Regions from separate parts of the Homo sapiens genome. Here regions 1 and 3 are each linked to region 2. A link is a loop called in an ENCODE intact Hi-C map of the cell type or tissue named here. Cell type or tissue: heart right ventricle. All regions are shown on one strand. Region 1 has its middle 6.9 kb from the start of LINC02690. Region 2 overlaps CHST1 (carbohydrate sulfotransferase 1). Region 3 has its middle 62 kb from the start of CHST1.

Region 1 (4,000 bases), 89 kb before region 2:
TCCTGGGCTCAAGAAATCCTCCTGCCTTTGCTTCTCCAGTAGCTGGGACTACAGGCATGTGCCACTGCACCTGGCTAATTTTTGTATTTTTAGTAGAGATGGGGTTTCAACATGTTGCCCAGGCTGGTCTTGAACTCCTGGCTTCAAGTGATCTCACCAGCCTTGGCTGTCCAAAGTGCTGGCATTACAGGCATGAGCCACCGCACCTGGCTTAAAGAATACATGTATTATTTAGAGATGGGGATAGAAATAACAGCAGAGACAGCTTTGGGGAAACAAGGTGAAAGGATAGGAAACAGGAGACTTCCATTTTCAATTGTAAGCTTTTTGGGGCACTATTTGGTTTTTCAGATTTATAGGTAATACTTTGATGAAAATAAAAACAAATTTAGACAAATAGGTTTGGCTCATATTCTCTCCTCTATGAAGGAAGATGCCCCCCCACCACCCTGCTGTCCTGAGCCTTCTCTCTCTGTGACAACTTGAGCACAGGGCTTGTGTCCCCAGCACTGACACATGGCCCTATTCTTCATTTACTCAAAGACTAAGTGAGTGAATTTTTTTTTTAAAATAAAGTTTGTCAAGTTCAGGATAATTTAAAAAACAACAAAACCCAACTTTTGAAGAGGTCAAACTGGGAAAGTTATGCTGCACTCACATCAAGGGGCACTTGTCTTTTACTGGCTGTTACAGGTGATAATGACACTTATTTATTTATTTATTCATTTTTTTATTTTTGAGGGTCCAGTGTGTTTGGGTGAGGTTCCAGGCCGGATGGGAACACGGTGGGGTTAGAGGCAGATATACCTGGGCTCCAAGGTTATCTCTGCCACTTACGAACTGTGGGTTTGAGGCAACTTACCCTGAACCTGTGTTTCCTTATCTCCACTGTGGGGATAGTAACAGAAAAAATACTTCGTAGTCTTGTTCAGGATGAGAAAAATGTCGGTGAAGTGCCTAGCCCATAGTAGGTGCTGGTTAAACAGGATCATTTTCTTAAGCTGCAGTATATTCAGTGACAGCAGCTCTTCCCTTGACCCCACTTCCTGAATTCCTGTCCTTATGGAACTTTCTGGGAAGCTCTGGCCTTTGTCTCTGACACCACTGGGCCCTGGGCTCTGTGTGGACACACTGCATATTAGCACAGTGGCTCATGGCACCTACACCATTTCAGAGACATCCGAATAATTCCATTTTGGGATTTGTGCTGAGATGGTTTCAGTGGCTTTGCTTGGTTTCTAAACAAAAGTTATTTAGGTGGGAACAGATTCAACTTGAGGTTTTCGTGATTTTCACACGACCTTTAAATACCCCTGATTTGCAGTTTCCTTCTTTCTCTAATGAAAAACTGGATCGTCTTGTTAAAAAGAAACTTAATGTGATGCTGTTGGCCTGCAAATCTCCTAGCCTCCCTCTCTCCGTTTCATTGGCTCCCACCCTCTCCTGTCTCCCTTGGCTGCTCCACCCACCCTCTACCCCGGCAGTCCTCAGCTGGCCTCCATCCACTGCTCCCTCCGTGGGAACGGCTCGCTCAGAATTCACCAAGGCCTTCCCGGTAGCCACATCCAGAGATTTTGTGCAACTTCCTTCTTCAGGCTGAATTTAACCCCTCTTCTTGAAATGTTCTCGTTCTCTGGCTTTGGGACACAAAAGAAGCCTACTTACTTGTTCCCTAAAGTTCAGTCCTTGCTTTTTTTTTTTTTTTTTTTTTTTTTTTTTACGTTATTGCTTTATTCTTTACGCCTTTAATGATCACCTCTATGTGGATTATTTTCTTAGCTCTCTTCCCATTTCAAGTGTCTTCCTGGAGTCTTACTCTTGAGTCCTGATGGACTACTGGCCATTTTCCCTGAGGCATCTTGAAGGTACCTCACCTCTAAGACAGATCCAACCATCTGTCCTGGCCCTCTGCCTTTACTCCCTCCCTTAATCCATGGCACTTGAAACCCTGGAGTCTTCTTCCCTTCATTACCACCCTCCCTTCAGCATTTTTTTTTTTTGAGACAGCGTCTCGCTTTGTTGCCCAGGCTGGAGTGCAGTGGCGCGATCTCAGCTCACTGCAAGCTCTGCCTCCCAGGTTCACGTCATTCTCCTGCCTCAGCCTCCCCAGTACTCAGCCTCCCCAGTAGCTGGGACTACAGGCGCCTGCCACCACGCCTGGCTAATTTTTGTATTTTTAGTAGAGACGGGGTTTCACCTTGTTAGCCAGGATGGTCTCGATCTCCTGACCTCGTGATCCACCCACCTTGGCCTCCCAAAGTGCTAGGATTACAGGCGTGAGCCACTGTGCCCGGCCTCCCTTCAGCTTTTACATCATGAACCAGTCCACATCCTCTGATCTAATCAGAGTGGCCTCCGCACTGTCCCCAAACATGCAGTCACTCCTGTGTTATGCCTGGAATATCTGGGAGGGCACACTTTCACAGTCACATTTTTCAAAAAGAGAGCCTTTGTGTTAACCCATGTATATATTTGCTCAGAGACCAAGGATCGTGCAAAACATCCTTTGTCCCATCAGTCTCCCAAAGCCGGGCCACAGACTGTGTGTATGGCCTCATCGCCGTGCAGAGGACTTGTCCTTCTTCTTGGGGTCAACTTGACCAAAGGTGTGTGCAGGGGGAGATGGTACTTCTAGGTTCACAGTTCAGCCCTCTCCTCAGAGTCTTGGCTCCACCCTGCAGAGGAGACGTTAGAGCCTTCAGAATTTAAATTCTCCAGATTCTTAGAGCATGTCTAAAACAAATCAACTATTCTCTTGCTCCTTGATGCATTATTATGCTAATAAAGTCGCTGTCTTTTTACTTAATCTTGCCAAGGAGACTTTCTCCTCAAGGATGGGGAGGGGAGGCACATTCCATCCCGCCATGCATCTCATACTCTTCCCCACCTGTATCTTGGTTTATGCTGTTCTGGTCATCTATTTGGGATGTATACTTCCCTCCCATCGCTGTAATAACAATCTACCTATTCTCCAAGGCAGGGAGATCTTAACCACTTTTGTGCCATGGGCACCATTTAATGGTCTGATAAAGCCTATTAGGCCTGTCTTCCAAAAAATGATTTGAAAGATATAAAATACACAGGATTATAAAAGAAACTGAAAACAGTTACTAAAGTATTCAAAAAACCAAATTTATGATATAAGAATACTTTCCTTTATTAACATAAAAAAACACAATTTCTTTTCTCTTTTCCTTCCTTCCTTCCCTCCTTCCTTCCTTTCCCTTCCTTCCTTCCTTCCTTCCTCCCTCCCTCCCTCTCTCTCTCTTTCTCTCTTTCTCTCTCTCTCTCTTCCTTCCTTCCTTCCTTCCTTCCTTCCTTCCTTCCTTCCTTCCTTCCTTCCTTCCTTTCTTCCTTTCCTCTTTTTTTTTTTTTTCAGGGTCTCTCTCTGTCACCCAGGCTGGAGTCCAGTGGCACAATCTTGCCTAACTGCAGCCTCGAACTCTTGGGCTCAAGAGATACTCCCACCTCAGCCTCCCGAGTACCTGGAACCACAAGCATATGCCACCATATCTGGCTAAATTTTCTATTTTTTGTAGAGATAAGGTCTCGCCCAGGCTGGTCTCAAACTCCTGGGCTCAAGTGATCCACCTGCCTCTGCCTCCCAAAGTGCTGGGATTACAGGCATGAGCCACCATGCCTGGCCAAAAAGCCACTATAATTTCAAAGTACAGTAGTGATGAACATAAATTATATTTTGTTCCTCTCTCCAATATCTGCAACATTACGTGTGATAGCAAAGTATCTGTTACATCTACTTCTGTGGTTTGTAGCCTACATTTATAATGGAAGAAAATGTGAAGTTTCAGAGATCAGTGAATCTGAAGATGTAAAATTTTCCTCATCTAAATTCTTCTGTCCATGAATTCTATGAGTTCTTAATGGGAGGCCCCTGTCAAGGACATTAACTCCTCCTTCCTTAATTCAACCCTTCTTGACTACCACACTTCTGTTGGAGTTTTCCCTCATGCTAAACTCTTACAATAGTTATTTGCCTATT
Region 2 (4,000 bases):
GAGAAGGGGTCCCTTGGGCTGACCTAGACCACAGAGGCCGAGTCTGGACCCCAGCAGCTCACCCCTCTGGAAGGTTGCACTGGTTGGATTGTGTGTTGGCATACTGCTCACATGGAAGGATGCTCTAGGACACTGTCCCATGAAACTCGTCTTTGGATTTCTTAGGTACAAAGTCTTGAGGACGAGTTCATGGTGGCACACGCACAGAGCTCTGTAAGAGCTCCCTTGGGAGAAATCTTGCACTGGATTCAGTGTCAGGAATAGCTGGACATCTCTTGAGTGGATGCTTTAATCTTTATCTCATGGGTCCTGTGAAACAAGTAAATGAAATATTTCCCTTTTCCTATTGGCTAGCTCAGTAGCCCACACATGGTGTGACTCTTGTACACTGACTTGGCCTCTGGTTGTTTCAGACTCTTATACCCTTGTTTTCCCCTTGCCTTGCCTTCATTTTCATCACCTCATTTTCCTTAGGAAGAAAAACGCCTTGCTGTTTTATGCATTTTAGCCTTAACTAAAACATTCATGGGGGATTAGTGCTGGCTACGTCAGAGTCAGGGAGTAAGCATTTCCCCTCTGCAGTCTCCATCCTAGAGGCCTGTTCGCCAGCTCCTCCCTCCCTGTCCCATTCCCTTGTCCCTTGCTCCAGTTCTTGGGACCCCAGAGCCTTGGGACCCCATTCATCATGGCTCCTGAGTTTGTCCGGAAAGACGATGTTCAGGTTCTTGCCCTGCCCTCACTGTGCTGCTTCTTCATCCCCCAGGGCTTCACAGTAGTTTTTTAGGGAGAAATGTCTGGGAGAAGAGTCATTTCCCCATCCCAGGGCTCAGCTGCTCCCATAGCCACAGGCCCCCTCTGAAATCCAGCTTTATTTCAGCTCCGTCCCTGTATCTCAGCAGTCCCCAGCTGCCTACTGTCCTTAGTGGCCCACCTGAGCAGACAAAGCCCATTTCTGGCGGAAAAGCAGTGCCTTTGACCCTGGTGCCTTGGAAATGGGGGTGGGGAGAGCTGGCTGGCAGTGCCTGGGGGGGGAGGGTGGGAGGCACAGTGAGATGCCAGGGCTGATTTTCAGTACCGCACCCTGTCATCAATCACCCCTCTACTTCCTACATGGAGTGGCTTCACTGTGTCCCCCAAAATTAATAAACTCAAACTGAATCAAAAAGCTCAGTGTAAACGGTGTCTCCTCCCACCCTAGTCTCCTCGAGGCCCCCTCCCTCTGGGACATCTCCCGTTACTAGCTCAGAGCAAGCTCTTTCAGTGATTGTTTATGCATATATACAAATATACATGTCCACCTCCTTAAACAAATCTGAAAAGGTGGTGTACTATTACACACATGTTTTCTGGCTCTAGCTTTTGAAACTTATATATGCTGGGTGACTGTTTCTATCAGTACGTTCATGTCTGAGGAGGCTTCTCTGATATAGTCGGTTGGAAAGACAATTCCCTGGACATGTTAATAATGAAGGGGTTAAGCTTCTAGGAAAGAGTGGGGTGCCCAAGCTTGGGCTTTCAGAGGTTCGGGAAACTTCTCAATTGTGTGTGTAAAATTGTGGGCACTAATGGCATTTCTAAGGGGAGGGATTGTGGTTCGAAAGGTCTGTGGCCCAGAAAAGGTGAAACAAGGCCTCAGCCCTGGGTTTCATGGGATTTCTGTACAGCAAGAGGTGGGGGCTAACTTGGCAGAAGGCAGCACCGCTAGGTTCTAGGGCCGCCACCCCCTGGCGCTGCCACAGATCAGGCCGAGGTGGGGGACAGAAATGCCCAGCCCTAGAATCCTCCTGGAAGATGACTGGGTTTTTCCCACTCCCAATGGAGGGTCCCCCTGTCTGCTGTGTGGGTGGCCCCAACTGTCCCTGAGAATGAAGTCTGGGGCCTTCCTGGGATTATAGAGAACACCAGGGTTAGAACTGGGAGGCCCTTCAGTCATCACTGGATCTATGGTGTAACTGAGGCACAGAGAGGCCAGGGGGTGAGTCCAAGGTCACCCATCCGGAGGCCATGTGGGCCAGTCCTGCCTGTGACATTCAGGTCTGTGCTCCTTCCCTGCCAGAGCACCATGAGATGAGCGGGAGAGGCCCTGGGAGAAGGCGAGGCTGCCTGTTGCAGCTGGGCTCTCCCGGTGCGGCTAGGGTGGGGGTGCACGGAGCAGAGGCCGCAGCCCGGGTGGGCGTGCCATCCTCACACCTCACTGCATCTTGCAACATCACCTCCCGCTGGCTGCATCCTCACATCAGGTTGTAGCCAACAGCCCCAGAATTCTGAATACAGCAGCGATGACGGGACTACGAGGCTGCACCGCAGGATGTGGTCACTAGAGGGCAGCAGGAAAGCCACTGCGGTGGCTCAGCAGGAAGAAGTTCCCAGGCCGGGAGAGGAGCTGCAGGAAGAAGGGGCGGTGGGCAGAGCCAGACCCCGTGGGCTGCAGGATGATTTGTTCTAGGCCCTTTCCTGAGACAAAAAGCAAACCAGACATTTGGTGATGATGATATTAATTGACATTTAGTGAGTGCTTACGCTGCACCAGGCACTGTACTCACTAATTAGTCCTCACAACAGCCTTGTTATAATTATCCCCATTTTTGCATATGCGAACATAGAGGCCCAGAGAGGTGAAGAAAGCTAGCCAAGATCTCTCAGCCAGTAAGTGGCTGAGCTGGGATCAGCAGGGCTGGTGTCAGAGGCTGGGTTGGGTCTATATGCCTGGCATTGACTAAATGCTTTAAGACCTTCAATTCTTACCAGCACTACTGTAGCTATGACCACTTTATGGATGGGGAAACTGAGGCTCAGGGACAGCTGGTGAATCACCCACGCCCACACACCTGCTGAGTGACAGATCCAGGTAGGCATGGTTCAGGGGGTGAGCTCTGTGAATTACAGTTTTCCAATATAGAGCTGTTCACTGCTCCCAGTCTGTGCCCTCATCTCAAGTTCACTGATAATGAAATCTGAGCTTTCTCCTGGGAGTGAAAGCTCACCAACTTGCCTGCTTTCTAACAGAAATGATAGATCGTGGTCTCCTGTGTCCAAGGTTTGCTTGGATTTTTACTAAGCAGAGGTAGAGGGAGGCCAGGCCAGAGGTTGCTAGAAGCCTAGGGATGGGCTCTGGGGGCCACAGTCTGGCTTGGAGGATGAGGGCATTGAGGAGTCTTTTGTAGTGGCTAAGGCTTCCTTGGGAACAACAGGACCTGGCCCCAGGGCCTCTGGTTTCCAGGGCAGATGCCTTTAGCATACCAAGGACACTTGGCCAGCCCCAGGCCCAGCTCTGCCAGGCTGGGAGAGCGGGGACATTTCCAGGAGGGCTGGACTTCCCCCATCTTCCCGTTCCCATTCCCTGGCTTTGCCCTCCCCGGGGGTACAAGGGAATGGCCTGTGGCTGGGCCTTCAAACACATGCCCCTCCTCGGTGTCCAGGCCACACCTTGTGAGGCCGAGTCTCGCTGTCTTAGGGATTTATAACATCCAGCTGCTTCAGTGACTTCTGATTTATTAGCAAAGCAGCAGCTTCCAGTCCTGGCCTTAAGTTTCTCTGGGTGGATGAAGAGTTGGGGGAAGAAACTTAAACGGCCCCCTCCCCAGCAAGATGGCAAGATGTTTCTCTTTAAATAAAACCCTAGGGTGAGTTCTGCTTTTGGAATTGGAACCCCAGAATTAAGTGAAGACTCCTTAAGGATTCTGTTTCCTGTCTTGATGAGGACCAAGGAGGGTGTAATATGAGTGGAATTAGGGAAAAGGATTTGAACGTGGACTTCCTAGCACGTTGCCTGGGCTGGAATCCTGGCTCCTTATTATGGGTGTGAGCTTGGGGAAGTTATCTAACCTTGAAGGGCCTCAGCTTCCTTATCTGTAAAACGGGGTTGTGACAGTATCAACTTCATAGAGCTGGCATGAGGGTGCGATGAGCTGATGGCTGTGAAAGAAGCATGTGCCTGGGAGGAACATTGTGAATGCCCAGCAAGTGCTTGCCTTCCTTGGTGTTATTTGACCCATAGCAT
Region 3 (4,000 bases), 52 kb after region 2:
AAGAACCTTCAATGGCTCCCTAGTGCCTTCAAGGGAATGGTCAAAGCCTTTATCGTGGCTTACAGGCTCTTTCCTACACTTTCCCACCTCGCCCTGCTGAGCTCCATGCACACTGGGAACCTTCAGAGCTTTTGAAGGGTTGCACTCTCCTCCCTGGGCCTTGGCCTCAGTTATTTCTCTCTTCCTGGACACCTCTGTTTACTTACCTGGCTGTCTTTTACCCATTCTTCCTTTGTTAGCCTAGGCTGTGTATCCCCTGGGAAGCTCATGTCAGGATTATGAGCCCCTTTATATTCCCAGATCACTATTCTCTGACCAGAGCACAGATCCTCTTAGGTTAGAATTTCCCACTTACTTAACGTCTTCTTCCTTCAGGGAGTGATACCCCCAGCTGTGGCCTTGCTTGATAACATTTGAGGAAAGAATGAATGAATGAATGAAGAAGCCCCCCAACAATCTGTTGCAGGCTTTTCTCCTGGGGGAGGTGGTGACATGGGCAGAGTCTGGCACTCCCTGGGGACAGAAGGGGAGGCAGAGAAATTACTTCTCTCACAACGTTAGTGCATCAGATTTCAGAAAGCAAAACAAAATGAAACAAAACAAAATGCCTAGGCAGCTGGGTTCCCTACACCAGTGAAGAACTAGACACCATTTAAACATCTGGCCTTTGGGAACTGGTTCAGCAAATTGGGTCTGCCTATTCCATGAGGAATTGTGCAATGATTAAAAGGGACCCTTGAAAAAGAAAAAAAGAAGCCTGGAAAATCACAGCAAAGACTATACAGAAAAATAGCAAAATGGTTGGGATAATTGGTTATAAGTAATTTATTATGATCCTGGGACACACATAATTTTGCATTCTGCTTTTTCCATATAATTTATTATATAGAAGTATATGTACAGTATTTATATGTAATTTATTATACATAAAAATATAGAATGCAAAATTATGTGTGCTTCAGGATTACGTGTATGGGACGATGTTTGCCTATACGGTTGAGACTTGGGAGGGAGAGGATAGACTGAATCTTCATTCCCCTGGGGTTAGGGGCTAACAGAGACAAGAGTCATATCTGTGACAAGGGATAAGGGTGAGAGGAGAAAGGAAGACAGCTTCCCAGCTCTTGGAGGAAGGGGATTCGCTCTGAGGGGCCTCCAGAGAGGGGATGCCTTGATTTCCCATTGCTCCTGCCTCTCTCCTTTGACCACCTTAGAGTCTTGCTGGGAGGGGCTCCCCATCCCTCCTGTTGGCCACTCTGGAGAAGCCACTGAGGACAGGCTTGGGATTCCTGGAGAGGGACATAGGGCTATGTGGACCAGGGACTGCTTCCTTTGGTCCAAGCTCCAGGCTGCCCCCTCTCCTTGCTGCCACATGGCTCCCCTGGTCCCTGAGGAAGCAGAGCTGTGCCTGCCATCTCTGGTGGAGGAGTGTGGAGTCTGTGCTTCTTCCTGTCTGTGGTCCTGATGTGCCTCCCTGGAGCCGGCTCTGCTCTGCCCCTTTCCTTGCTGTCCCACGCCTGTTTGCACACTGATCACCCCCTTTGTCTCCCCTAAGATGCCCCACCTCCAGAGGCCATTCTGAGGATCCTTTGTGCTTTTATTCTCCTTTCATTCCTGTCCCAGCACTGGCTAACGGGACCTCAGGGGAGGCTCCGTGTCTTAACACCACCACTGGACATCCTTCCTTCTCTAGAAAGCCTGGAAAGGGGGTCGATTCCACCCTTATCCTGAGGAAGGGCCTTACTTCCGGGCCCCACTTATGGTATTTCCCATTTCCCTCTGGAGTCCTGCGCTTCCTAAGCAGGAGTTTGCTCCCCGAGGGCGGGGACGTAATCACCGGTCCCAGTGAGCTGTTCTTGGGCCAGAATGTGAGGCACTTGTGTTTTAAGAGAGAGGCCAAAAAAAAAAAAAAAAAAAAAAGGGCTTCATTGTGGAGAAATGATTGTTCAGGGAAAACTGCAGTCTCTGTAGCAGATTGGTGGGGGAGGTATTTGGAGACACAGGGCCAGCTCCACACTCCTGAAGTCATCCTACACAGGGGACTGGGGAGTTCTTTGTATTATTCTGTACTTTCCCAATCATCTAAGATAAACATGTTTTCTTTTAGAATCAGGTAAAAAGCTAATAAAGATTCGTTTCCCCCTTCTTGGCCAGCTTCTATTTCTCCCCTCTACAATCACCCCTAGGGCAGGTAAGGAACTGGTGTAGATGGCAAACCCGAGAGCAGAGCCTTTACCCCACTCTTCCTTCCACGAGCCAGGCAATAGACAATGTGGGCTTTGGAGTCAGACAGTTCTGAGTTTGAGTCCAGGCTTCACTGTCGGCCTGCTGTGTGACCATATGGGAGTTACTTAACCTTTCTGAGCCCCAGTTTCCTCATCTATTCCATGTAGTTAATATCTATGTTCAGGGTTCTTGTGAAGGTGAAATGCGTTAACTTGTTTTTTGTGCTTAGCACAGTGTCTGGCACATGATAAGCACACCATAACTGGTGTCTTCTATTTACAAAAGAGAAAGAAAGTGTTGTTTTGTAAAAACAACCTTCTAAAGCTCTATACAAAAAACTGCCTCCATTCAGGTATGTGTCCTGAGCCTCAAGGTTTGACTCAAAGAATGAATTCCTGGCTGTTGTCATAGGTCAGTCATCCTGCTCCAGTGTCTGCAGAGGGATGTGATGGCAGGTGCTGTTGGCGTGTGAGTGATGCCTGGGCTACTGCAGAGTGTCTCCGTGGCAACTCCGCTGATGCCCACCCCTGCACCCAGCCAACAGGACTCACCCCTCCATGGGCAAGAAGCGTTGGTGGGAGGGGATGAGGCAGAGAGGGATCCTCCACCTATGATTCAAATTCCAGAGGATGAAGAGAAACAGAAAGAGAAAACCATTTGAAAAAACAATGGCCAGAAACTTCCTGATGAGAACTATATACCCACACATTTAAGCAGTATAATGAGTTCTAAACGGAGTGCACACATACACACTTACACACACAAAACCACACAACCACACCAGGACATATGATAATCAAATTTCTAATAACCAGTGACAAAGAGAAAATCTTCAAAGCAACTGGGGAGTAAAAACAGGAAAACAGATAAAGCCATCACACACTTAACAGAAATTATGCCAAGTCAGAAGATAATGGAAACTCTGTAACTAAGAATTCTCTATCCATTGAAAATATCCTTCAAAAATTAAGGCCAAATAAAAGCTTTTTCAGACATACAAAAGCTGGCAAAGTTTGTCTTTAGAAGACTTCTACAACCACAAATATTAAAAGACATTCTTCAGTCAAGACAAGAATGGTACTAGATGGAAAACTGGTCTATGTAAAGGAATAAAGAGTGTCAGAAGTGGGAAAAATATGGGTAAATTTAAGGAATTTTATTTTCTCATTTTAAAATTTCTTTAAAAGATGATTTGTATTGATAGACTTATTATAGAGATAGATGTAAGACGTATGATAACAATAGTATGAAGGACAGGAGGGAGAAATGTAAGTATATTGTTTTAGGCTTTCTTCAACAAGTTAAATATTCATATTCATATTCATATTATTATTATTTTGAGATGGAGTCTCACTCTGTCACCCAGGCTGGAGCGCAGTGGCATGATTTTGGTTCACTGCAACCTCCACCTCCCGGGTTCAAGCAATTCTCTGCCTCAGCCTCCCAAGTAGCTGGGATTACAGGTGCCCACCACCATGCCTGTCTAATTTTTGTATTTTTAGTAGAGACAGGGTTTCACTATCTTGGTCAGGTTGGTCTTGAACTCCTGGCGTCATGATCCACCCGCCTCAGCCTCCCAAAGTGCTGGGATTACAGGCATGAGCCACAGTGCCCAGCCAAGATTCATATTTTAAACCTTATAACAACCACTAAAATAAAACAAAGATATATAGCTAATAAGCCAGAGGAGATAAAATTGACTACCAAAAATATTCAATTAACCCTAAAAAAGACAGGAAAAGGGGAAAAAGGAACAAAGAATAAATGATACAAC

What was found. A loop is a pair of places that touch in the nucleus more often than their neighbours do. Peaks named below come from ENCODE experiments on the same cell type or tissue, not always from the same donor. Only the 100,000 strongest peaks of a DNase experiment are listed, where the experiment ranks them.
Region 1: it touches region 2 in a loop (2.1-fold over the local background); 14 of 110 quality-filtered maps call a loop at or near these places.
Region 3: a loop joins it to region 2, with 2.8 times the contacts of the local background. A loop is called at or near these places in 9 of 110 quality-filtered maps.

The regions. Positions count from the first base shown.
Region 1 is chr11:45,742,704-45,746,703 of GRCh38, reverse strand. No RefSeq gene overlaps it. Among named protein-coding and RNA genes, the nearest start is that of LINC02690, 6.9 kb to the left of the region's middle. RefSeq lists enhancers at 1,571-2,070, 2,071-2,572, 2,709-3,275. In heart right ventricle, no CTCF peak of the experiment used is centred here; a DNase peak (open chromatin) is centred at 1,503; H3K27ac peaks cover 2,500 bases.
Region 2 is chr11:45,653,755-45,657,754 of GRCh38, reverse strand. The region is part of intron 1 of CHST1 (carbohydrate sulfotransferase 1); the gene reads left to right. Among named protein-coding and RNA genes, the nearest start is that of CHST1, 9.9 kb to the left of the region's middle. In heart right ventricle, a CTCF peak has its summit at 2,305 (motif pointing right); a DNase peak (open chromatin) is centred at 2,314; H3K27ac peaks cover 103 bases.
Region 3 is chr11:45,601,917-45,605,916 of GRCh38, reverse strand. No RefSeq gene overlaps it. Among named protein-coding and RNA genes, the nearest start is that of CHST1, 62 kb to the left of the region's middle. In heart right ventricle, no CTCF peak of the experiment used is centred here; a DNase peak (open chromatin) is centred at 1,806; H3K27ac peaks cover 1,229 bases; H3K27me3 peaks cover 333 bases.